Linked DNA regions of Homo sapiens: region 2 is linked to region 1. Evidence: chromatin contacts called from ENCODE Hi-C or POLR2A ChIA-PET data. All regions are on one chromosome and are shown on one strand. The core of a region is the stretch at or near the end of the contact, and the rest is flanking DNA. Distances in the headings are between cores, read along the strand shown.

Region 1 (5,984 bases), core at 2,526-5,025:
GACCAGCCTGGCCAACATGACAAAACCTTGTTTCTACTAAAATACAAAAATTAGCTGGGCATGGTGGCACACACCTGTAGTCCCAGCTTCTTGGGAGGCTGAGGCATGAGGATGGCTTGAACCCAGGAGGCAGAGGTTGCAGTGAGCCAAGATCACACCACTGTACTGTAGCCTGGGTGACAGAGCAATACTCTGTCTCAAAAAAAAAAAAAAACCCAAACAAAAAAAACAAATCAAGGAGGGGTACTTGGCCAAGTAGATGTAGATAAGGAATATGAAAGGAAGAGAGGTAGAATGATAAGGAGGTGGGTGCATGTGGGCTGATGATGTCACTGCTGGTAGTATGTCTAGCCTGCATAGCTCCTTCTCCCCTGGAGTCCGTATTGGTGAGTCCTTACTGGTAAATATTCATGTGAAATCCTGTTGCCACTTGTCCCTGGTTCTGGAAGATGACTAGAGTTGCTATACGTTGTAGTCGGTGAGCCATGCAGAACCATACATGTTGAGAGTGATGGCAGCTTTCCTAAAAGGCTGGCAGAGCCCAGTACATAAAGCTCCAGTGGGCAATGCCACCTTTCTTATGTGGGCCTAGTTGATAGAGATGTTGGAAAGAGAACATTCAGTCCTGTGTTCTCTAGAACTACTTGCTGAGGCCATTAAATGCCACCCTCTCCCCAGGAATGACAGTGAGAAGCAAAGATTACTCTACAGCTCCACAAAGATTTTTCATAACAACTGTCCCTGAAAAGTAGTATTGAATATATGATGAGCTCGTTATTTAATGGCTGATTCATTTGAACCATCCACTTATAAATTAGTCTTTTCCGTAATTGGTATATTTAACAAAATGGGAATTTACTTAAAGATTGTGTGTTTGCACACATGGGGTGTTATATCTATTGCCATTTATTTATTCATTTAACATTAAATTCCATGGGCTGCTTTGGAAGATTTCTGCTCAGGTACCTCCTGTTCAAACTTCTTAAGATAATTTATCACCTAGTTATAATTGAAATGGAATCAAGTCTTTTATAATTTTGAATCACATTCATCTCTAGCATCTAATTGTGCATGTGGTTACCTGCTGCTTTGCACACTTTTCTCTGCCATGTATCTCTGTATCTTGTTCTCAAAGCCTCATTCCAGTCTGTTCTTAAATGCCAGCTTCTCAGAGAAGCCTTCCTGACTCTCCGGTCTAAAGTAGCAGCACCCCATCTATCACTCTATAATCTTATCTTGTTTTGTTTTCCTTTACTGCACTTCTTAATATTTGGAAATTATGTTTTAAAAAATGATTTCCTATCTGTTTTCCTTATGACAATAGAAGCTCCATGAAGCGGAGATTTGGGTTCATGGAGCCCATAAGGCCTCAGCCCATAGGAGAAACAGACAAGTTGTACTGGGGATTAAATTCCATTAAATTTTCCATTAAATTCATATCTCGGGTGGATCATACCTTGCACATAGTAGGCACTTGATAAATATTTGTTGAATAAATTGGTAATTTGATATTCACAGGCTTTGTGAGATTGGTGGAAAGGAAACTGTATTGTAAAGATGGCCAGGCATGGTGGCTCATGCCTGTAATCCCAGCACTTTAGGAGGCTGAGTTGGTGATCCAGCCTAGGCTACGGAGAGAGACCCCATCTCTTAAAAAAAAGAAAAAAAAAAAAGAGAGAAAAAGAGGCCGGGCACGGTGGCTCATGCCTGTAATCCCAGCACTTTAGGAGGCTGAGGTGGTCACATCACCTGAGGTCGGGAGTTTGAGACCAGGCTGGCCAACATGGTGAAACCCCATGTCTACTAAAAAAACAAAAAGACGAAAATTAGCCAGGTGTGGTGGCAGGTGCCTGTAATCCCAGCTATTCGGGAGGCTGAGGCAGGAGAATCACTTGAACCCAGGAGGCGGAGGTTGCGGTGAGCTGAGATTGCGCCACTGCACTCCAGCCTGGGCGACAAGAGCTAGACTCCGTCTTCAAAAAAGAAAGATGAGGAAACTAAGGTGCAGGGAGGTTTAGTAGCTAGCTTTGTGGTCTGCAGCAGGGCAGCCTCCAGCTGGAGCTGGAACAACACTTACTCATAGTTAAGTGTGTTTCCCCTTGGTTCATGGCAGACTTGATGACAAGCAACAGTTATCTTATGGCCTGAACGTCTCCTACAAATCAAGCAAAGAGGAATCACCTATATTTTAATCCTCTCCAACCACTGTTTCCTCTTCTGCAAGTTACAATTAAATTCTTAAGGCCAGGAATGTGGCTCACGCCTGTAATCCCAGGTGTGGGATCCTACTTTTGGGTGGCCAAGGTGGGCAGATTGCTTGAGCTCAAGGGTTTGAGACCAGCCTGGGCAACATAATGAGACCCCATCTCTATAAAAATACAAAAATTAGCTGGGCATGGTGGCACATGTCTGTAGTCCTAGCTACTCAGGAGGCTGAAGCAGGAGGATCACTTGAGTCCAGGAGGTCGAGGCTGTGGTGAGCCGTGAGTGTGCTGCTGCACTGTAGTTTGGGTGACAGAGTGAGACCCTGTCTCAAAAAACAAGACAAAACAAAAAAACTCAGGAAGGTATATGAGTGTTATGAGATCAGTGAGTTAAAAGCTACAAAGTGAGACAAAGTTTTAGCATATATTCTAGAAGTCTGTATTATATTAGTAAACTTAAAAATCAATTGTATATGAAGGCATTCTTTAAACTACTATTTATATTTTTTGTTACTTTGTGGCCCACTTTAAAGTCTACAATAGACTTTCTTTAATTGTTCCTTTACCATTTAGGCTTATTTTTTATTTATTTTTATTTTATTTTATTTTTTTGAGATGGAGTCTCACTCTGTAGCCCAGGCTGGAGTGCAGTGGCATGATCTCAGCTCACCGCGACTTCCATCTCCAGGTTCAAGTGATTCTCCTGCCTCAGTCTCCCAAGTAGCTGAGATTACAGGCATGTACCACCACACCGAGCTAATTTTTGTATTTTTAGTAGAGATGGGGTCTCGCCATGTTGGCAAGGCTGGTCTCAAACTCCTGACCTCAAGTGATCCATCCTCCTCGGCCTCCCAAAGTGCTGGGATTACAGGCATGAGCCATTGTGTCCGGCTTTAGACTTATTTTTTTTTGTTTTTGTTTTTTGTTTTTTTGTTTTTTTTTTGAGACGGTGTCTCGCTCTGTCACCTAGGCTGCAGTGCAGTGGCGCGATCTTGGCTCACTGCAATCTCCGCCTCCTGGGTTCAAGCAATTCTCTGCCTCAGCCTCCTGAGTAGCTGGGATTACAGGGGTCTGCCACCATACGCAGCTAATTTTTGTATCTTTAGTAGAGACGGGGTTTTACCATCTTGGCCAGGCTGGTCTTGAATTCCTGACCTCGTGATCCACCCTCATCGGCCTTCCAAAGTGCTGGGATTGATTACAGATGTGAAGGAGATGGATGCATTTATTTTGGAAAAAAGTGTGAATAATGTCTCTAATGGTCCACTTGGAACAATACATCACCTAATATCAGGAGGAGGTTTAGGGTAATCTTGTCAGTAACCTCAGGGCAAGTTGTATGGGGTTGCTTCCATTAAATTCCATGCCATCCTAATCAGTCCCCATGCGTTGTGTACTCTTGGCTTGTGCAGCTTTTTGCGAGGTTTGTGTGGTATGCAGGAGGTTCCAGAAGTACAAGGATGAGACCTGAGTAATATCATAGTGATTGATGGTGGCAGTGCCAATTTGCATCAGCTCTGACAAGCTGGTGTTGAAACTAGATGGCAGAATGCCAAAGATGCCAAGGTCAGCATACTTTGAAATAATGAAGTGAGTCATGTAACCCAGGATTGGCACATACTCACAGGACTACCTGACTCATCCCACCTCGAAAGGAACACATCTGTGAGCACCGGTTAGGGGCCTGTGGCCACTTCTCTGCTACATGTGCAAAAGGAAGCAAAAGCCACAAGGAGCCCTTTTCTTGTTGAGGAGACAGATATTAAGTGAAAGAAAAATTAAAATGAATAATCAAGCATGAAGTCAATGCAGAGAGAAACCATTGTGAGCCAGGGGGAGGTGAAAGGGTGGGAGAGAGACCCAGCCCAGATAGAGGGAACAGAGTAAAACCAAGCAGAGAAGCAAAACTGTTGTGAGCCAGACGTGAGAGTAGTTTAGAACATGGACCTGGGCACCAGACTGCCTGGGTTTGAACCCTGATGTGTGACTATGGGGAGGTTACTTATGCTTTACAAGCCTCAGATTTCGCAGCTGTAATGTGGAGACAGTGATATATGTCAACTTTTTCCGTTTACTCAACAAATTGTTATTTAATGTGCCAGGTGTTGATTTAGATGCTGGTGATACAGTGACAGATGGGTCCTTATTCTTGCAGAGCTTGCTTTCTGGTAGCAGAAGCAGACAATAAGCCAGAAAATAACAGAAAGTGGTAAGTGCCTCGCAGAGAATGAAAACAGAGAATTAAATGAGAATGCCTGGGGAATTCCTCTAGATACATGCCCAGGAAATCCTTCTGCAGAAGGGACACGGACCGAGGCCTGCATGATAAGAAGTGAGGAAGAGGGTGCCGTGCAAAGACTCTGGGGCCAGAAGTGGCTTGTCGTGTGTGAGGCCTGTCAGGAGACCTGTGTGGCTAGATGGAGGTGGGTGGGGTGGGGGGTATGAGTGTAGGAGATTAGGTGGAAGGGATAAATGGGGGCCAGATTGCCAACATATAATTTTTACACAGTGATGTCAAGATCTTTAGTTCTGATACGTTTCAACAAATACGTATCAAGACAGAACTTTTCCATCCCCCTAGAAAATTTCTGCCTGCTCCTTGCCATTCAAGTCTCTCTCCCTTGGAAGCAAGCACTGATCTGATTTGTGTCACTTTAAGTTAATTTAGCTATTTTTCATATAAATGTTACCACATAGTACATACTGTTCTTTCACTCAGTATATTTTTGAGATTAATCCGTGGTGTTGGATGCATTGGTAGTTAATTTCTATTTATTGCTGAGGAGTATTCTGCTGTATGGACGTACTAGTTTGTTTATCTGTTGACTTGTTATGGACATCTGGGCTGTTTCCAGTGAATTCAAATTAGATTTCCGGTTTGAAGTGACCCCTCTGGCTGCTCTGAGAAGAATAAAGTATATGAGAGAAACAGTAGATAAAGAGGGCCAGTTGGAAGTTATTATAGTCTAGGTATGAGTAGATGGTGTCTTGGGCTAGGGTAGCAGGAATGGAGGGGTGAGAATTAGTTTGGGCTATATTGTAAGGGTAGAGGCAACAGGACTTAATTTGTTACAAGGGAGGTGGTGATGAAAAGACAGAAATGAAGGATAATGTCCAGGTTTTTGGCCTGAGCAACTGAATGGATGGTAGTTCCATTTACCAAGATAGAGAATACCATAGGAGAAGCAGGTTTGGGTAAGAATAAAGAGTTCTTTGTTGGAGGTGATACATTAGATATGTCTGTTAATAGACAAATGCTATTTTGAGGATAAAATGAAATAATGTATTTAGTAACTTGGTATAGAATCTGGGACATTCTGAATGCCTCATAGATGTCAGTTACTGTTACAATTAAAACAATGCTAAATAATAATTATTGTTTTTAATAAAGAGGCTAACCAACTTGGAGGAAAAGAGAAATATGGTCAAAGAGAAACTGGGACATAGGGTCTGCTAGGTTAGGAAGAAATGAGTTGATAGAAGGTCTTGAATTTCAGGTAGAAAATTTTGGACTGAATCCATTTGATAATAGTGTCCTTGCCTTTTAAGAAGGAGGAGGCACAAGGTATTTTAGAATGCCACAGAGGAGTTCTAGGTTTTGATGTTGGCTTCTTGTTCTTTGCCAGCTGAGTGAACTCAGGCAAGCCACACCCCTTCTCTAAGCATTGAATTACTTGTCCTACAGGGTTGTTGGGAGGGGAACATAACATGATTTGGACTGCAATTGCCTTGGAAAGTAGTAAACACAAATGCTTGACGTTCTTAAGTGGCATTTTAGAG
Region 2 (5,984 bases), core at 1,105-3,604, 3.7 Mb after region 1:
CCACCCATCTCGGCCACACAAAGTACTGGGATTACAGGCATGAGCCACCGCACCCAGCCTGTTCCTTTCTTTAAGATAACCCTCATTCTTCAAATGGAAGGACTTCACATCTGACTAGGGATTTGTACATTGGCCCATTAAATTAAAGGGTGAGGGCCAGGCGCAGTGGCTCACATCTGTAATCCCAGCACTTTGGTAGGCCAAGGCAGGCAGATCACCTGAGCTCAGGAGTTTTAGACTATTCTGGTCAACATGGTGAAACCCTGTCTCTACAAAAAAAAAAAAAACACACACAAAAATTAGTTGGGCATCGTGCCAGCTACTTGAGAGGCTGAGGTGGGAGAATCACTTGAGCCTAGGAGGCTGCAGGTTGCAGTGAGCTGAGATCACGCCATTGTACTCCAGCCTGGGAGACAGAATGAGACCCTGCCTCAAAAAAAAAAAAAAAAAAAATTAAAGGGTGAGGTGCTGGGGAAGTCTGCAGCATTGTTTTCCAATTGTTAATATGTTCCATTAATTTTCCCAAGGTGTTCAAAATGAGTTTCTAGATGCTATGCCTACATGCAGTGTACAAATTACAGTGTTTAGGGGAATGTTGACATTTGTTATACTAGTTGTGTGACACTTCTCAGTGAGTAAACTCATCTAATCATTTGTAAATCTCAGAACTGTTGACTTCTGTATTCAGAAACAATTTATTTATTAACTCTGAAAAATGTTCAGTTGTTTTCAGAGAAGAGTTCAGTCTTATATGTAATTATTCTGGAGAAGAGCAACATTTCTTTAAAATGTTTGATACAAGGCCGGGCGCAGTGGCTCACGCCTGTAATCCCAGCACTTTGGGAGGCCGAGGTGGGTGGATCACGAGGTCAGGAGATCGAGACCATCCTGGCTAGCACGGTGAAACCCCTTCTCTACTAAAAATACAAAAAATTAGCCGGGAGCGGTGGCGGGCGCCTGTAGTCCCAGCTACTCGGGAGGCTGAGGCGGGAGAATGCCGTGAACCCGGGAGGCGGAGCTTGCAGTGAGCGGAGATCGCGCCACTGCACTCCAGCCTGGGTGACAGAGAGAGACTCCGTCTCAAAAAAAAAAAAAAAAAAAAAAAAAAAAAAAAAAAAATGTTTGATACAAATATCAAATGATTCTCCAAATATATGTTGGAGAATATAATTTCCCTTTGAAAATGTTTTCTGAAGACTGGAAAATTAACTTGCATAATGTCTCCATCCAACAAGTCATTAATTTACAGCCTTCCAAACACGTTTGTCTGAATCTTAAAAGTAACTGGTTAACTTTCATTTTTCCTCTCATAACTGTGACAAAATCCCTACTCGTGGCTACCAATGGCTGGAGGATGCACTTCATACATTTCTCAGAGTCTACATGTATTTAGATCTACACAGAAAAATTGAAAGATCCCAAATTTTATTTCCGTGTAATACCACAAAGCTTCTTTTGGGTGAAACAGTGCTTTTTCTGGTGGTCCTCTTGTAAGTGCAAATTTGCCTGAGAGACTGTGTAAGCAGATTGCTGTCCTACCAGTTTGCTTTCCTTAGCAATGTCCAGGATGACAGATGGACAGGGCCTCGCTGCTTCATGGATTATTGTCAGTGAACAAAGGAGAAAAGGCAAACTTTGGCTTATGAATCAACTGGCTGCATGAAACAGGAAAACCTAAGAATTACCAAAAATAATAGTAGCCTCTTTCTTCCTTCTCTAAAGAAAGTTTCGAGGCAGGCATGCCGGGAGCGGTGGCTCAAGCCTGTAATCCCAGCACTTTGGGAGGCCAAGGTGGGCGGATCACCTGAGGTCGGGAGTTCGAGACCAACCTGACCAACATGGGGAAACCCTTTCTCTACTAAAAATACAAAAATTAGCTGAGTGTGGTGGCATGTGCCTGTAATCCCAGCTACTCGGGAGGTTGAGGCAGGAGAATCGCTTGAACCCGGGAGGTGGAGGTTGTGGTAAGCCAAGATCGCACCACTGCACTCCAGCCTAGGCAACAAGAGCGAGACTCTGTCTCAAAAAAAAGAAAAAGAAAGTAAGTTTGGAGGCAGGCATCCAGGGTTGGTGGGACCTAGGTTTCATCAGTCTTTCTGCTGCTGCATTCTAGCATATGGCTTCCATCCTTCAGATTGCTTCATGGTCCAAAATGGGCTTCTGGAGTTATAAGCCAGAAAAAGAAGGAAAGTAAAGAAAAAGAGAGGCCTTCCATGCTAAGTTAGCTCTCTTTAGACTGCCTTCCTGAAAGGCCCACTGAATTCAGCTTTCTGGGCCACAAGTCACATGGTCATATCTAGCAGCAAGGGAGGCTGGGAGATTAATATTTTATTTTTGGTCACAATGTGGCTAGCAAGTAAAGAGGAAGTAAGGAGAAGTAGAGAAGTGATACTGGAAGTAGCCACTAACCATCTCTGCATCTGGCAAGACATGAAGGCAGGACTAGCCTTGGAACAATGTCTGGGGCTCAAGTTTTTCTAGGCCCTTAAGAGAATGCTTGCTCCAACTAGGCTTTTCTGCTCTGTTTAGGCTTTTTCTGGGTAGAGGGCAATCCTAAGGACTGGAATAGCCTAGTTCTCACAACTGTGTTTATTTGTCCAGAAGCCTCAGGCCCAAAATCAATAAAAATGCACAAGGATCCACTGAGCACACTTCATATGGGCTGCACTGATGTAGACATAACAGTGGAGCCAGGGTGATGGGAAGCTCTTTCCTGAGTGGCTTTCAAGCTAAGAGGGTAGCTTAGAACCATGTTTCTCAAACTACTTTCTTCCAGTTTATAGCAGACCACTATGTGTTCCTACTGTGATAACCATAGGAGTTCAGCAATACCCAGCCTCGTCTATTTCTTGTTCAAAAAGATGAGTCCTCTAATCATACACTTGGGTGTCACAATGTCAACTTGCTATATATATTTTATATATATATATATATATATATATGTTCTATATGCCTGTTCTCAGTTTCTCGGGGGAAAGGATCAACCTCATCCATTTGGGCGGCTATAACAAAAATACTATAAACTGAGTGGCTTATAAACAATATTTATTGCTTACAGTTCTGGAGGCTGGGAGTCCAAGATCAAGGCACTGGCAGATTCGGGTGTCTTGTTCATAGATGGCGCCTTCTTGCTGCGTCCTCATGGGGAAGAAGGGGGTCTCACTCTGTTGAGGGCACTACTCCCATCATAAGGACTCTGCCTGTGGGATCTAATCATCTCTTAAAGGCCCCACTTTCTAATATTACTGCACTGGGGGATAGGTTTCAACATACGCATTTTTCAGGGGGGGACATTCAGACCACAGCTCCCATTGAAACAAACTCCTCAAACTTTTCTAACTTTTCACTTGTGGTTTCAAATGACGTTCGAGACCTGTGGGTGTCAGGTGGAGCCTGAAGTCAATTTGTTATACAGACATGTTTTCATTATAATGATATTGGTGGGAAGACACTGTGCATCAGTTGATGATAAGAAAAAATCACATTTTAAAAAAAAGTTTAATTGAGTTATAATTTACATATACTAAAATGCATAGCTTTTGAATGTATATTTTGATGGCTTTTGATATATATGCTTGAGTAATCATCTCCTTAATCAAGACAGGTAAGCAAGGACCAGGCTGGGGGCTCATGCCTGTTACCCAACACTTTGAAGGGCAGAGGCAGGAAGATTGCTTGAGGCCAGGCCTTGAAGACAAGCCTGGGCAACATAGTGAGACCCTGTCTCTACAAAAACATTTAAAAATTAGCCTGCTGGTGGTGTTCATCTTTAGTTTTAGCTGCTCTGAAGGTTGAGGTGGGAGGATCACTTGAGCCCAAGAGCTTGAGGTTACAATGAACTTGATTGTGACACTGCACTCCAGCTTGGGCAACAGAGCAGGACCCTGTCTCTAAAAAAAGAAAGAAAAAGGCCAGGTATGGTGGCTCACACCTGTTATCCCAGCATTTTGGGAGGCCGAGGTGGGCAAATCACGAGGTTACGAGTTCAAAACCAGCCTGGTCAACATGGCGAAACCCCATTTCTACTAAAAATACAAAAATTAGCCAGGTGTGGTGGTGCACACCTGTTATCCCAGATACTTGGGAGGTTGAGGCAGGAGAATTGCTTGAACCTGGGAGGCGGAGGTTTCAGTGAGCCGAGATCACGCCACTGCACTCCAACCTGGGCAACAGAGCAAGACTCCTTCTCGAAAAAAAGTTTTAAAAAGAAATAAAGAGAGAGAGAGGAGGGAGGGAGGGGAGGGAGAGAGGGAGGGAGAGAAAGAGAGAGAGGAAGGAAGGAAAGGAAGGGAAGGGAAAGGGAAAGGGAAAGGAAAGAGAAGGAAAGGAAAGACCCGGCCAGGCACGGTGGCTCACGCCTGTAATCCCAGCACTCTGGGGGGCTGAGGTGGGTGAATCACGAGGTCAGGAGTTCACAACCAGCCTGACCAACATGGTGAAACCCCATCTCTACTAAAAATACAAAAATTAGTTGGGCATGGTGGTGCATGCCCGTAATCCCAGCTACTCAGAAGGCTGAGGCAGGAGAATTGCTTGAACCCGGGAGGCAGAGCTTGCAGTGAGCTGAGATTGCAGCACTGCACTCCAGCCTGGGTGACAGAGCAAGACTCTGTCAAAGAAACAAAAGAAAAGAAGAGAAAGGAAGACAGAAAGAAAGAAAGGAAGGAAGGAAGGAAGGAAGGAAGGAAGGAAGGAAGGAAGGAAGGAAGAAAGAAAGAAAGAAAGAAAGAAAGAAAGAAAGAAAGAAAAAAGAAAGAAAAGAAGGAGGAAGGGAGGGAGGAAAGAAGGAAGGAAGGAAAGAAGGAAGGAAGATATGGAAGCAGAATGGTGGCCATGATAGCCAGAATCTGCTAAGGAGTATGTAATAGATCACTTGCCAAAAAGAGATAGGGAATACTCCATCACCCCAGAAAGCACCTTGATGTCCCTCTTTAGGCATCTCTCCTGAACTTGTGTGTCTGCTCCTGAGGCAGCCAGAGGTACCCACTGTTCTCAATTCTGTCGCCATGGCTTGCTCAGGTTTTTTCCAGAACTTCTAGAACTTCCCTAGAATTTCATATAAGTAAAATTGCAGTTTGCAATCAACAAACTCTTTTTTTCTTTCTTTTAAAAGATGGGGGTGTCACTATGTTGTCCAAACTGGACTTGAACTCCTAGCTCAGGGGATCCGCCCTCCTGAGTACCTGAGACTACAGGTATGCACCACCACACCCAGCCTCACCAAACTCCTTTGGTTCCGGTTTCTTTCATTCAACATAATGTTTTTGAAAATCATTCATGTTTCTATATGAGTAGTTGATTTTTGTTTTGATTGCTGAGTAAAATTTCATTGTATGAAACACCGCACCACAACTTGTTAACCCACAAATAGTGCCTTGCATGTATTGAAACTTCACTATTGCCAGACACTGTGTTAAGCACTTCCCAATGTCTCATAACCACCAGAGGAAAGGTGTTGTGATGGCCCTTTGTGGAGGTTTTGCCTTCTTCTGTTCAGTATCAGATCTCAGTCTTATTAGCAGCTGGATCTGTCTTCCTGTGTGGTTTTGGTGCAAAGTAAAATGCAAGAAATTAGATCCTCCTTCTTGATGGGAGTGACCTTGGCCTGGCCAGTCTGATGCTGTCTTCAGGAACTCTGGAAGCTAAGTGAGTGACATAAGGACCCAATGCAGGGGGAACTGCAGGGCACAAAGAAGATTCTTTCTGCCACGTGACCTCTGCCGTGACTCCTGCCTGGCCTTCTGAGCAGCCTAGCTTCCTGCCAGTTTTCTACTCCTCCAGGCTTCCCTCAGTTCCAATAATTTCTTTTTTTTTTTTTTTTTTTTTGAGACAGAATCTCTCTCTGTTGCCAAGGCTGGAGTGCAGTGGCGTGATCTCAGCTTACTGCAACCTCTGTCTCCCAGGTTCAAGCAATTCTCCTGCCTTAGCCTCCTGGGTAGCTGGGATTACAGGCATGCACCACCACACCCGGCTAATTTTTGTAT

The links. A loop is a pair of places that touch in the nucleus more often than their neighbours do. ChIA-PET counts read pairs that join two places held with the same protein, here RNA polymerase II (POLR2A). Pooled maps may share reads with other maps.
Region 2: a loop to region 1 is called in a map with no recorded cell type, with 5 times the contacts of the local background. The contact joins two enhancer-like sites. A Hi-C loop is called at or near these places in 1 of 37 single-sample maps with no recorded cell type and 1 of 50 pooled maps. POLR2A ChIA-PET finds 5 or more read pairs at or near these places in 1 of 52 experiments (PC-3).

The regions. Positions count from the first base shown.
Region 1 is chr3:20,051,001-20,056,984 of GRCh38, forward strand. The region is part of intron 1 of KAT2B (lysine acetyltransferase 2B); the gene reads left to right. Among named protein-coding and RNA genes, the nearest start is that of KAT2B, 14 kb to the left of the region's middle. RefSeq lists an enhancer at 3,958-4,197. Within about 2 kb of position 3,776, at least 18 of the 41 ENCODE cell types and tissues checked have a DNase peak (open chromatin) inside an H3K27ac peak, as active enhancers do.
Region 2 is chr3:23,721,782-23,727,765 of GRCh38, forward strand. No RefSeq gene overlaps it. Among named protein-coding and RNA genes, the nearest start is that of UBE2E1, 81 kb to the right of the region's middle. Within about 2 kb of position 2,355, at least 2 of the 41 ENCODE cell types and tissues checked have a DNase peak (open chromatin) inside an H3K27ac peak, as active enhancers do.